Linked DNA regions of Homo sapiens: all the other regions are linked to region 3. The links are chromatin contacts, found by Hi-C or POLR2A ChIA-PET in ENCODE. All regions are on one chromosome and are shown on one strand. Each heading gives the region's core, a stretch centred on a gene start or an enhancer-like site at or near the end of the contact. The rest is flanking DNA. Distances are from core to core; before and after follow the strand shown. Region 1 holds the start of FBH1 (F-box DNA helicase 1). Region 2 has its middle 23 kb from the start of LINC02639. Region 3 holds the start of AKR1E2 (aldo-keto reductase family 1 member E2).

The links. Hi-C counts contacts between places; a loop is a spot of excess contacts on that map. ChIA-PET counts read pairs that join two places held with the same protein, here RNA polymerase II (POLR2A). Pooled maps may share reads with other maps.
Region 1: a loop to region 3 is called in a map of naive thymus-derived CD4-positive, alpha-beta T cell, with 4 times the contacts of the local background. The contact joins the promoter of FBH1 here to the promoter of AKR1E2 in region 3. A Hi-C loop is called at or near these places in 1 of 168 maps with a recorded cell type or tissue (naive thymus-derived CD4-positive, alpha-beta T cell) and 7 of 50 pooled maps. POLR2A ChIA-PET finds 5 or more read pairs at or near these places in 1 of 52 experiments (SK-N-SH).
Region 2: a loop to region 3 is called in a pooled map, with 2.8 times the contacts of the local background. The contact joins the enhancer-like site here to the promoter of AKR1E2 in region 3. A Hi-C loop is called at or near these places in 2 of 50 pooled maps. POLR2A ChIA-PET finds 5 or more read pairs at or near these places in 2 of 52 experiments (A673 and Panc1).

Annotation. Positions count from the first base shown.
Region 1 is chr10:5,888,674-5,893,111 of GRCh38, reverse strand. It overlaps FBH1 (F-box DNA helicase 1), which reads right to left and starts at 2,869. Exons shown (of 21, transcript NM_178150.3): 1 at 2,766-2,869. The coding sequence starts at 2,766. It overlaps ANKRD16 (ankyrin repeat domain 16), which reads left to right and starts at 3,219. Exons shown (of 8, transcript NM_019046.3): 1 at 3,219-4,071. The coding sequence starts at 3,758. RefSeq lists silencers at 2,437-2,486, 2,677-3,396, 3,537-3,646, 3,657-3,936.
Region 2 is chr10:3,808,988-3,813,249 of GRCh38, reverse strand. No RefSeq gene overlaps it. Among named protein-coding and RNA genes, the nearest start is that of LINC02639, 23 kb to the left of the region's middle. RefSeq lists enhancers at 1,206-1,365, 1,666-1,915, 2,203-3,402, 3,530-3,855, 1,579-3,855 and a cis regulatory region at 2,790-3,135. Within about 2 kb of position 2,994, at least 37 of the 41 ENCODE cell types and tissues checked have a DNase peak (open chromatin) inside an H3K27ac peak, as active enhancers do; they include Panc1, where a contact is called at or near this core.
Region 3 is chr10:4,824,548-4,829,518 of GRCh38, reverse strand. AKR1E2 (aldo-keto reductase family 1 member E2) reads right to left here and starts at 3,312. Exons shown (of 10, transcript NM_001040177.3): 1 at 3,156-3,312. The coding sequence starts at 3,194. RefSeq lists a silencer at 2,806-2,885.

The sequences.
Region 1 (4,438 bases), core at 1,620-4,119, 1.1 Mb before region 3:
CTGGTCTAGAACTCCTGAGCTCAGGCAATACACCTGCCTCGGCCTCCCAAAGTGGTAGGATTACAGGCGTCAGCCACCGCGCCCGGCCTCATCCAATTTTTAAAGCAGGGTCATTACACAATCAAATTTACACTTTAGGACAGTGACTCGGGAGAGAGGATAGAAGGTGGAGAGACATGGAGATTGTCAGGAAAACAACTCAGAAAGCCACCATATCAACCTATGTGAGAATTGGCAAAGGCCTGAGAGTAGCAGACCCTGCAGGTGCATAAGAACATGGCTTTGTTTGACAAGACAGAAAGATAAAAGATAAAGAGCAACAAGGATAACTGGCATTTCTAGTAGAACATTCAAAGAGATGTTAATGTCATTAACCATGTTAAGGAATAAAAGAGAAACAGTGTTTGTGTTTTAATCACTTTTTCCCCCGGAGTGAGAGGGAGGCTGAAAGTCCTAGTTTTAAAAATAATTTCTGGCTTTAAGTTATCTGTGGAATACCATGTTTATGCTCCAGGAGGTCCTCTGAAATCTGAGACTGGTCTTCAAAAGGCATGTGAATGACAGTTACAGATATAAGATTTGAGATGCTTTCTAAAAGTAGGTAATTTCACAGCCAGAAAGGCAAAGATGGAATCCAAATTCAGTTTCCAAATAAAATCAGCCTAGGAGGGATAGAGGAATGAGATAAGCAGCAAAAAGATGATGTCAACAAACCCAAAATTAGAATTCTAAATCTAATACCAATAGTGGTGTCTACACACACTCACAAATCACGAAACCTGTCAAATGATCAGTGTACCAATGGGCATGCTCAACAGCATACCCATGAAAAACAGGAGGAAAAGGAAGGGCAGCCAAGGAGCAAGTCGGTGCCAATGACGACTACATGTGACGTGACTGTAAAGGCCAGACCACAACCTCCAAAAGTCTGCACGAAAGAAATGAGCAGCCCAACCGGAAAACAGCAAGACCCAGGAAACAGCTCCATCCATTAGCTTACTGTTCAGATCCCGCCCCTCTAGACCAAGCTTTTGCCCAGAAAATCACAGGAGCTGCGGGACAGATTCACATACATTATCATTTAGTTATCCAAAGGGGGATACAGAGCAAAGAAGGTTCATAGAGAAGACACAAGAGGCAGAATCGAATGTGCAACACCAATGAAGTAACCAATTATCCTGGGTTCAAATATTCCAACCTGGCTAGGCACGGTGGCTCACGCCTGTAATCCCAGCATTTGGGAGGCCGAGCTGGGTGAATTACTTGAGGCCAGGAGTTTAAAGACCAGCCTGGCCAACATGGTGAAACCCCGTCTCTACTAAAAATACAAAAAAATTAGCCGAGCATGGTGGCACACGCCTGTAATCCCAGCTACTCGGGAGGCTGAGGCAGGAGAATTGCTTGAACCCGGGAGGGGGAGGTTGCAGTGAGCCGAGATCGTGCCACTGCACTCCACCCGGAGCAACAGAGCGAGACTCTGTCTCAAAATATATATATATATTCCAACCTACTGTGAACCCGTGTGTCCCAATTATGTTTAAAAAACAGGGAAACTAGAGACATAATGCAAGAGAAGATAGTCATCTGAAACTGGGAGAGGGGCAGGGGTAAAAGCAAAAAGCATGAAGCTACCAGATGCCTCAACTTCCAATTTGCACTAACTTCAACGGCAGCAGAACACTGCTTGGCACGCCCTACACTTTTGTGCATTTCAAACAACTTTTATGCCTTCCTTTTTTTCTTTTGCTGGAGTGACAAGGCACGACAGAACAATAACCTGAGCAAAGCTGGTACTTGGACTAGTTCTGTCTCCAGAGGCTATCCACATCACTGTTACCTTAACCAAACTCAATCTGCTCATGAGTAAAACGGACTTATCTTCATGGGCCCATTCCAGAAGTCTTTTCATTTATCTCCGCTCATTTTACCACAGCGGCAGACGCTGGCGGACACTCAACACATGCTACCATCCTGCCTTCCAGAAGACTTTATTACCTGTAATTCTGTAAGAAAGTCACTGACTTGGTTAGGCCTCCACTTCCCCACCTGTAAAACCCTACTGATGCCTCATAGGGTTGTCTTCGGACCACAGACTGCAATAAAAAATGTAAACGGCACTCGTTTTTAGGCCTGGCAAATAGGAGCTACTCCCATTCTACTCCCTAAAGGAATCGAAAACATGGAGAGGTTAAGTGACTGGCACCTAATCAGATCGGGTAAGGAACCCAACACCTACTGATCTCTTCCATCACCCACAGCCTGCCCAGCTCTCGCCGTGCCCTCCACCAGCGCCAGGCCTCCCACATCGCCTTAGGCTTCCCATGCTCAGAGGAGGGGCAGAGAAGCTACCGATGACACAGGGGCAGAGGGCAGCGAAAAATGACTTGCCCAAGGTCAAAACGTCAGAGTAGACGGGAAAGCCTGGCCTCCTAGCAGCCGAGGCCACGTCCCCGCGCTTGCCCCTTCAGCCCCGAGGACCCACACGCTGCGCCTTCCTGGCCTCGGGGGGCAGCGCGGGGGCCGCTCCCGACCGAGTTCAGTGAGCGCCCTGGCCTCCCCCGCGCACCCCCGCCGCGCCCTCCACCTGCCCACGGCCCGGACGGCCGAGCCCCCACGCCCGCGCTTGCCCGAGCCCAGCCTCGCGCCCCCGGGGCCCCCGCTGCCCCACCCCGGGCCCGGACCCCCCGCGCAGGACCCCGGAGGTTAAGTTTTCCACACGGCGGAGCCCCTCCCACACTCCCTGCCACGTCTGCGGCCTCACGCACTGTGGCGCTCCGGACCCGGACCCCGCTGCCGCCGCCGCCGGGCCCGCGCCGCCGGCCGCTCAGCCCAGCGTCCCCCGGCAGCGAGCTCCTCCTCTGGCCGGGACCTGGAGCCCGAGACGCCCGCCGACTTCCTCCGCGAGCTCCGCCCCGCCGCAGCCCCGGGAAGCGCCCGCCGCCGGAGCCGGACTGACGGCCCCCGCGACCAATCGGGACGCGAGACCGGAGGGGGCGTGCTGACGGACGGCCACTAACGCCAATCGAAATGCGCAATCGGTGGGGGCGCGGCCACAGCTACCGGGCCACGCCCCATCCGCGCTTCCGCTCGGGCCGGGGCGGAGCGGGAAACTTTCCCAGAGTTCCTTCGAGCTCCCCGAGTCCCCGCGGAGCAGCGGCGGTCGAGGGGCGGGGACGGGGGCGGAGCCCAGGAACGCCGGCCCCCAGGGGCTGGAGGCTGGGGCGGCCCTGAGGACGCGTGCGGGGCAGGTCACGCTTGGGCCTGGCTGCCTCAGGAGCCACCCTGCACGGCGCCGGGCGAGGCTGTGCGCGCCCTCCCGGACCCTCCACTTTGGGGCTTTGCGGTGTAGCGGCGCGCCCCACTCCCTTACGTGTTCAGTCCCGAATCACGTACGGGCCGCTGCAGCTCCAGGACGGCGGACGCCAGCGCTCTCGGATCCCCAGGCCCCTCCGTGCTCATCCCGGACCGCTCCGTCCCTGAGGAAAAACCGCCCCGTGCCCGGAACCGCGGCTTCTCCCACGCGGGGCAGGCCGGGGCTGTGAGGGGGCAGCCCGCCTGCGGACTAGGCCGGGGGTTTGAGGAGGCGGCTCTGCCGGGGACAAAGCCGGGGGCGTGAGGGGCGGTTCTGCCGGGTTCGGGGCGCGCGGGGCAGGTTGCGTGAAGAGGCGGAAAGTCCCACTCGCCCTCGGCTTCTCCCTGCCCGGCCGCCGGTGTCCCGCCCGCCGCCTCCCCGCGCAGCCCGGCCCGACCCGCGGCGATGGCCCAGCCCGGGGACCCGCGGCGCCTCTGCAGGCTGGTGCAGGAGGGCCGGCTGCGCGCCCTGAAGGAGGAGCTGCAGGCGGCCGGGGGCTGCCCGGGGCCGGCCGGGGATACCCTCCTGCACTGCGCCGCGCGCCACGGGCATCGGGACGTGCTGGCCTATCTGGCCGAGGCCTGGGGCATGGACATCGAGGCCACCAACCGAGACTACAAGCGGCCTCTGCACGAGGCGGCCTCCATGGGCCACCGAGACTGCGTGCGCTACCTGCTGGGCCGGGGGGCAGCGGTCGACTGCCTGAAGAAGGCCGACTGGTAGGTGTGGAGCGGAAAGACACCCCGCCTCCCCTCTACTCGCAGAGTCGTAGCGAGTTCCCTGTGCTTCTCCGTCCCCTTGGACACCGTAGCTGTTCTCAGCTCCTAGTTCTCACCCCAGGCCTGCTCAGCGGCAGGGACCTCCTGCCCAACTTTCCCTTATAACGCAGATGACCTGCAGAGTCCCTCGTTCCTGCCCTTGTGGGTTAACTGGTCGGGGCAGTCACCTCCCTTTCTAGAGCACGGAATAGTGTAGAATATAACCAAAGAGAATGTTACCAAACAATGAAGTGTGTGCACTATACAGATAGCCTCCGGATGCGATGTTCTGGGGACATTTAGCTAAGTTACTTCTGCACCAATGCAT
Region 2 (4,262 bases), core at 1,745-4,244, 1.0 Mb after region 3:
GGTTATGCTGTTACCTTCATCTGCAATTTCCCTTAGAAGAGGAGTCAGTGTACCTTCATTTGTATTAATAGAATTTATCAAGATACTTTGCACATTGTAAATACTTATGTATTTACTACTTAAAAAAAATCAGTTATCTGCGTTTTGAAGTTGCTTCAGAATTGTTCATGTCCTTTCTTGGTATCCCTGACTTTCTACAACTTGTACTTACTCAGAAATGCTTGGTACATATTTGCTGATATATCAGTGTGGTTGACTTTTTCTTTCCTCTCCAGCTGGGAACAAATTGATAGGTGTATATAGGTTGAGTATTGCTTATCCAAAATGCTTGGCACCCAAGTGTTTCAGATTTCAGATTTTTTTGGATTTGGGAATATTTACATCATAAACGTACCATTTGAGCATTCCAAATCTGAAAATCCAAAGCCCGAAATGCTCCAATGAGCATTTCTTTTGAGCATCATGTCGGCACTCAAAGTGTTTCAGATTTTGGAGCATTTTTTATTTCATAGTTTTGGATTTGAGATGCCTAACCTGTACTATCTTCTAATTATTATCATAAACAGGTGAATGAAGCTCTCAAAAGTCTGCCATACATATTGACTAAGAAGGCCCAAGCCAATGGCCTTTGTGACCGGAATTTCAGCACGGTTTATTTCTACATTAAGGAGAAGAACTTGAATTACCAGTAATTTTTTTTTAAGTCCTGCCTCCTTCCAGAATTTGAAGAATACAACGAGAGTTTCTTTCTTTCTTTCTTCTTTCTTTTTTTTTTTTTTTTTTACAAAGAAGTGTGTGGTCTGTAAGCTGCACTCTTTTAACAAGGGCTGAGCCCCAAGGAGCCCTTGGATGCATCCCACGTGATTTAGAGGAGGAAATTGGTCGCGGTCTTTGGAGCAGCCATGCCCGTGAGGCCCGGAGATGGGGCAGGATCACCTTCAGAGGGAGCAGCTCCCTGGCGGGCATGACCACCACAACTAGGGGAAATGTCAGCAGAGAAGATAAGTTGAGGACTCAGTGCAGAACAGCTTAGGGAGCCAAGAAAGCTGTCAGTGGATGGTGGAGGGAGGGTTGTGGTCTTTGGGGGGCTGGTTAAAGACTTAAATCCCCGAGATTTCCACGGGAACTGTGGCCGAGGCATTCCCTCCAGTGCCCACACTGCACTTGGAAGCTTCTCCCCACTAGGCAAGCGGAAGTTGTCCTGAGTGAGAGGGTGATGAGCTGAGTTAGGAAACTGATTCCTAAATACTCAGAGTCCCCTCCTCTGTTCTACATAGGCATCTCTGAATAGATGATTTTTGACATTTGACAAAATTGATGGCAGAGAGACAGGAGCTGAGTGATTGGTGCAGCGTTTCTCTGCACCCAAAACGTCATAGTACATGTGTCCTGAAATGTGTGGGCATCTCATCCACAGGGAAACGTTCGAAGTCACAGCTGCACCTATGCCTTTTATAGAATGACTTTCTACCCCAGCCCCTGCAGGTTAGCAAGCCTTCTGGAAACTAACTCTGACACCGCACCATTTTAGAGAATGTTTTTCACCTCTTAATAATAATCATAGTAACTCTCTCATGGGGCCCTTCCCCACACAGTTCTGCATGCTGAGTTCACTGAAATGGTCTGGCCCTGTCACTGCAGGTCATGGTATTTTCCTGCTAGGAGTTTCGGTTTCTGTTACAGACTGTGTGTGCCTGAGGTTTGCTTCTCTTGGCTGCTCTTCCACAGTGGAATGTTCTTTTTGAAATCGATGACTTTCAAGGTGATCATTACGTGCCAGAGACCCCTGTGAGCTCCTTCAGAACACCAAATTTGGACTCTCCCCAGCTCCCGAGCTGGCTGTCAAGGGTGTGAGCTGACAGTTGAGATGATTAAGCCAACTGACATCATGCCAGGAAATGCCACAATTTAGAAATTCATGTCAATGCCCACTCCTCATTCTATGAGGAAGGCCATGTGCAGTTTGCCAGAAATACTATTGAGAGGCACTAAATAACTAGCACTGATGAGTCTCTATTAAAATAAGATAACTTACTATACATTTCTTAACATATTTATGTTTACACAGGAAAAGCAAAACCATTTGACATTAGTTAAGACTTTAATTTTACTCTTTGAGCAAAGCAAGCTATATAACTAAGCTAAAAGGAAGGCAAAGACAATTTGCAAATATAAAATTGCTTTAAGGAGTCAACGTAGAGAATGATGCTATTAAGATTATCATCAGAATTCAATTACAATTTCACTCATTTTTAGTTATGAAGAAGGAACACATCCAGAAGTGCTGTGCTCGCCAACTGTTTAATATTAATTAGTGAAAACGGTGTTTCCTGATTTAGCCATGAAAGTTAGTAAAGCATTTCATTTCAAATAAATTTTTATTGAAAGCAAATTTTAAAACTACCTGGGGTTGTGTTCAGCAAGGCTTGGGAATTTGAACTTTTTCACATGTGAAAGTTTAAACCTTTTTCTTTTCCCTGTTGTGTGCAAAAATCTCCTTTTGTTTGTCCTCCTGTGGAAATCGTTACTTTCACCCATATATGGCTCCAAAAATATAAACCATCTTAGAGAGGCTGTTGAAATTATTCACTCTTGGCCTAGAGCTAATTGTGGCTTTTCACTCCTAACAGTATCTTATGAGAAAGTTGTAAGTGAAATTAGGGTCAAAATGCACATATGAAAGCCGTGTAGCATTCTCAGAAAAACCACACATGGGCTGTTTTTTCTGTTGTTTTTTTTTTTTTTTTTTTTTGAATATCTGTTTATCAAAAAGCTGCCCATGGTGATTCAGAGCCACATTTTTCCTCTGTGTGTATATACTGGAGAACTTTGACCACGCTTGCTGATTTCAAAGCAAGGCAATATCTTTTCAATGACATCAGCTTCCACTCCCTGTACCGGGAACTCACCGTTCTCTGAACTGAAAGTTGGGAGCTGGTGCCAAAGGTTGTCTCACCTGTGACTGCATTTCCTGTAAGCCCAGTTCACCCTGGCGTGGGCCTGGCCGATTCAGATAATGACACACACCTCTCCAGTTCTCACAAGCAACAGCCCCAAGACTAACTCTTCAGTCATCTCCAGACTATGACCCAGGCCATGGAGAGCAGCCACACCTGGAGAGGAGCCTGCCCTTGCTCTCCTGGGCTGTGCTGTCACTGGCAGTGAGAGTAGAACTGTCTTCCCTTCAGAATCACTGAATGATCAATAAAAAACTCTCAGCAGGGCGCAGTGGCTCACGCCTGTAATCCCAGCACTTTGGGAGGCCGAGGCGGGTGGATCACAAGGTCAGGAGATTGAGACCATCCTGGCTAACACGGTGAAACCCCGTCGCTACTAAAAATACAAAAAATTAGCCGAGTGTGGTGGCAGATTCCTGTAGTCCCAGCTACTCAGGAGGCTGAGGCAGGAGAATGGCGTGAACCCGGCAGGCGGAGCTTGCAGTGATCCCAGATCGCGCCACTGCACTCCAGCCTGGGCGACAGAGGGAGACTCCGTCTCAAAAAAAAAAAAACAACACTCTGACCCTTGTGGGCAGGAAGTGAGCCTTATAGGTTAACACGTGTGTGTGCCACAGCCAGAAGCCCCCGTGCCGACCCCTCTTCATGACATGGTTGGGGCTGCAGCTCCTAGGGACACAAACACATGAGATTCGGGGCCACAGGAGACCCCTACAGTGAAATGACAAAATGCCTCCCTGTGCAGCTCAGGCAGTGGACACCGTGTGATAAGAAATGGAAATAAAACCACCGTGTTTTTTTCTGTCCTGTAGCAGGAGGGTAGGTGCCTGCAAGCTTGTGCATTTCAGAAAGGGTGAATGACAGTGGATTCAAATTATCTCAAGGTGTTAATCCCCCATTTACATTGTGCTTCTACTGTATTGACAGACTCCTCTAGTAAGTATAAGGAAAAATTATCTCCTGGGATTCAAAGGACCAGCCTGCTCAGAAAACGGAGGAGATAAAGAATTACACACAGACACAGACAGATACACATACAAACACACACAGACCATACACACATACACACATGTAGATATGCAGGCAGACACACAGAGAGACTCACAGACACACATGCGTACACATAGACACACAGACACACATACAAACACACACAGACCATACACACATGCATACATGCACATATGCAGCAGACACACAGAGAGACCCACAGAAACACATGAATACACATAGACACAAAGACACACATACAAACACACACAGACCATACACACATACACACATGCAGATATGCAGGCAGACACA
Region 3 (4,971 bases), core at 2,063-4,562:
GAAAAAGACGGACTTATCTCAACTCATTCTACAAAACTAGCATAACCCTGAATCAAAATCAGACAAAAATATTAAAAGTCACACATTCATCTTATTCATGAATACCGTTGCAAAATTCATAAGTAAAATAAAAGCAAATTGGATGCAACAATATTTATGAAAAGATAATATACCACACCCATGTTGAGTGTATCTCAGATATCTAAGGATGGTTTGATATTAGAAAATCTGTAATTCATCAATATTAACAGATTAAAGTACAAAAACAAAAGTCAACTCAATCAATATTTGTTAAGATTCAATACCAGTTTAGATTCAAAATCTAAACTCCCAGTAAGTCGGGGAAAAGAATTAATCTGATAAAGAGTATCAATATTAAAAAATATCCATCTTACATCCTTTAAAATCAGGTACAAAACAAGAATGGCCACTGTGCTGGAGGTGCTTTCCAGAAGCACCTGAACAACTAAGAAGAAGCAATTTTAAGCTTAAAGAGTGGAAAAAAAGGAAAGTAAACTACCATTATTTGCTGATGATATGATCATTTGTGTAGAAAATCCAAACAAATGTAACACAAATTAACAGAAATAACAGTACAGTTTAGTAAAGTGGCTGGAAGTGTAATGAATATAGCAGGTGAAACAAGTAGAAAATGTAACTTCAGAGAAATATAATTTCCAGTAGTATAACACACTATCAAGAACCCAATAATAATTCCAACAAAAGACATATATTCTCTTCAGGAAAAACTATACAACCATATGAAAAGATGTTAGAAATGAACCATATTCAGGACAATTTATTAACAGAGAAGAATACCATGCTTGTAGAAAAGTTAAGATTTAACATTACAAAGGTGTCAATTATCTCCAAGCTGGTCTACAGATTTAATGTAGTTCCAATCAAAACCCCAATAAAGTTTCTCATGGAACCTTCTAAGCTAGTTCTAAAACTTACAGTGGAGAGTAAGGTGCCAAAATAAAAAGCCAGGACCCAGGTACATGCATCTGTCAAAACTCATCAAATTGTACACTGTAAATCTACAACAGCAGGGAGAGGTGACCTGCCCTACTAGGTATGGGCGCTTATCAAGGAACTGTAGTAATTAAGACAGCACCGATCAGGCACACAGATGGATCAAGTGGCCCCTAATAATGAAGAGCCCAGGCTGAGGTCTCCAGACATCTCACCGCTCCCCTTGCTCTCTTGTGCTTCAGCCATCATCTTGAGAACACTCCCTAACTAACCGCACGAGGACAGGAGATGTGCGGAGCCAAGTGGAGTAGCCCCAACCATCCCAACTGAGCCCAGCCAAGGTCCACAGAGCTGCTCTCCTGACCTCCCGTGTGGGAGGAATACACTTGCTGCTGTACACCACTGAGGTCTGGTGTTTGGCCATTGATGCAGCATTTCTGGGGCAACAGATAACGGATAGGTCTGTGATGTTTATTCACTATTAAAAATAGACGAGTAAAAATAAGCCTTTGCATAGACCAGTGATGAGTGATTATGATTAATCCAATTTGATGCACCTGCAGTCCAAGAAAAATAAATAGAATATTTTGACCTGTTAAGCACAGTTTTCACTAATTTTTCCTTATCCTGTGTGCACGAAAGTCTGGACTCCTGCACCAAATTGTTGCAGAAATAAAGGGAAGCAAGAGACTCAACAGTTTAATCCATCGAGTGCTTACTGAATGAAGGGCTGACAGATGCACGTCCTTCACTAGATGCTGAGAACCAATATGAACAAAACGACACTCCTAGCCTCTAAGAGTTGGTAAGCAGGTAAGAGAAATAATTTAAATAATATTTTCATGAGCAGGCCTTGAACATTCTGACTCCTTCAGTAACTAACTTCCTATATGACTTCTTATAGCTTTTATCAACAACTAAGTTTAGCTTTTTTTTTTTAAAGATCAAATTTTAAACGCTTTTTAGTCAGTGCTGTCTCAAATCACTGGCAGGAATTGTGAAGTTCAAAGCAGAGAAAGGTCGTAGAATAGAATGGTGGTTATAAGACGCTGGGGGCTGGGGGAGGTGAGGAAGGAGGGAATGGGGAGTTGCTGATCAAAGGGTACAAAGTTTCAAACACACAGGAGACACAGCTTTTAAGACTTACTGCGCACTAGGATGCCAACAGTCAACAATAATTTACTACACATGTGTATTTCAAAATAACAAGACATTTCAAACATCTTACCACAAACAATAATAACTGAGAGAGGTGATAGATATGTTAATTAGCTTGATTTAACCACATTGCAATTGTATACACGGCTCAAAACATTACGCTGCACCCCATAAATGCACAGAGCGATTATATGTCTCAGGCATCAGGGCAGGTTGCTTCTAAACAGGGAACAACATGAGATCCCAAAGTTTCTTTTAAAGCCTAATCAGCAATTCCAATTTTCCTTTTTTCTTTTTTTTTTTTTTTTTTCCAGCAAGGTCTGGCTCTGTCCCCAAGGCTGGAGTGCAGTGGCGCCATCAAAGCTCACTGCAGCATCGACTTCCTGGTCTCCAGTGATCCTCCCACCTCAGCCTCCTGAGTAGCTGGGACCACAGGCGCGCACCCCCAAGCCCAGCTGATTTGTTCATTTTTTGTAGAAACAGGGTTTCGCCATGTTGACCTGGCTGGTCTTGAACTCCTGAGCTCAGGCGATCCTACTGCCTCGGCCTCCCAAAGTGCTGGGATTACAAGCCCGCACCCCACGCCCGGCCCCAACTTTTCTTTCTCTCTTTGCTGGAGAGGAGGCTTCGAGGTTCCCTGTTCCGGCCGAGTCCAGCGCCGCCAAGGCCTCCCCTCGGCATCCCCGCTCCAGTTCTGAGTAACTTCAAGGGCTCCGCCTCTCCACAGAGCAGCCCCGCCCAACGCCGCGGCCGCAGCCCCAGAGTCTGAGGCTTGGCTGCCGAGGTTCCCGCTTCTCCCAGAGAGCGCCTCGGCGGGCAGCACCGACTCCGTTTTAGGAAAGGCCGGGCCGGGCTGCTTGTGGGCGGTGGGCGGCCACCTCAGCAGCGCCTTTCCCGGGCGTCGGCCAGGCGGAGGGGAGGCCGCCGCACTTCTCCCCAGCCCCGGCCTGGGTCCCATCGGGCGCCCCCAAGTCCCGCGCTCCCCTAGGTCAGGCGCGCCTCCCTGCCCGCGACCGCGTCACCTTCCAGGAGCTGAGGCCCACGGCTGGGATATCTCCCATGGCCGCCGCCGGCCGCCCCGCCGCCCCGCCGCCCCGCACGCGACTACCGACAGGCACCGCGCGAGCTACTGCGGCGCTGGCGACCCGCCGTTGCGACTGGCTGGAAGTGCCTTGTGACGGCTGACACTCCGACAATGGCTGGAAGCATGAACGCAGGGCTTCCTGACTGGCTGCTGGTGTCGCGCGCCGGGCACTGACTGGCTGGTTGTATTAAGGACGGGCACCCCGATTGGCTGGAGGCGCAGAGCCAGCTGGAGTCCCAAATGGCTGGAAGCACCGCGCTCTGGACATCCTGATTGGCTGGCGGCATAGACGACGGAATTTTCGATTGGCTTGCAGAGCCACGCAGGAGCAGGGAAGGTTTTACAATCGGCTGGCATTGCCGCTCACGCCCCCACCTTAGGTGTGACCTCCTGGTTGCCTTCTCCCTCGCACCGGGTGCATATGCGACTGAGGGTAGGGCAGAGGTGCTAGGTTGATGGGCAGAGAGTCTTCACCGTTCCAGGGCCTCGCCATGGCCGGGCCATCCTAGGGCAAGCTCTAGGGTCAGGGTGCAGAGTCCTGCGTCCCCTGGGGCACAGGGTGCGCGGGAGTGGGTCCCCGCTCTCTTGTACCAAGGATGGCCATTCTCAGGTGCCCCGAGGCCCCCAGTCTGGGAGAAGCGTGCCTGGCCTTGGTTCCCCGTCAGGGAGCCACTGTGCCCTTGGAAAATGCCTTCCACTCCCTGGGTCCTGGCCCAGAGCGGCTGGGGCTTGCAGGACAGCGGGGGTCCTGGGTGGTGCAGGGGAGGCCGAGCCCTGCATGTAGAGGGGAGCGTCCTTGCTTGCAGCCTCGGGCCCCCGTTTGGAAGTGGATGGGGTGGACTGGACACCCCCCTTATGAGTGGACTGGGCTCCCCCAGGGCCAGTGGAGGGAAAGAGGGGTCAAGGGAGCCTTCCGACGCCCCTCTTATCTCTCCTGGAGCTTACAGCTCCCCCTTCATTGCCCCCCTCAGCCCTGGGAGTCCTACTGCCTTGAGGACACCCACACCCAGATGAGGGCTTTGTTTCTAGGTTCCTTGCCTGGGTCTTCAGTGCTGGCCATCAGGGGAGGCGCTGCCCATTCTGCTCAATGGGGCGGCTGCAGCCAGAGAAACTCCCAGGGTCACTCTGGGTGTCCCCCTGCCTCCCACCCAACTTGCATCTCCTGTGAGCATCCATCTCCTCAATGTGAGCTCCTCACAGGTGGGAAGGGGGATCTTCGATACTCTCATTTATTCATTCAGAAACTGTGCCTGGAGCACTCACCTGTGCACGGGGCAAGTTAGGCCAGGGTGCAGTGCTGAAAATGACCTGCATGGGCCTTGCCCTCAGGAGCTCACCATCTGTAGGAATGAATGGACAGAGCATAAAAGCAAATGCATGAGAAAAAAAAAGAGCAGGTGCTATAGTAAAATAAAGCAGGTGCTTGTGGTGAGAGGCGGAAGGGACAGAGTGAGGGAATCCTCAACACCTCAATGAAGTGGCATTTATGCTGCAAACAGAAAGGCAAAGAGTGAGGGAACCAGCCCTGCACAAGTCTGGGAACAGTATTCCTGGGGGAAGCTCTACTGCACTGCAATCGTGTATCATGCTATTTCATTGTTTTAACAGAAATTCCATAAGTCTATGACGTTGAGCATCTTTTACTCTGCTTCTTTGCTATCTGTATATCTTTGATAAGGTGTGTTTTCAGGTCTTTTGCCCATTTTTTATTTGGGTCATTCATTTTCTTATTGTTGGATTTTAAGAGTTCTTTG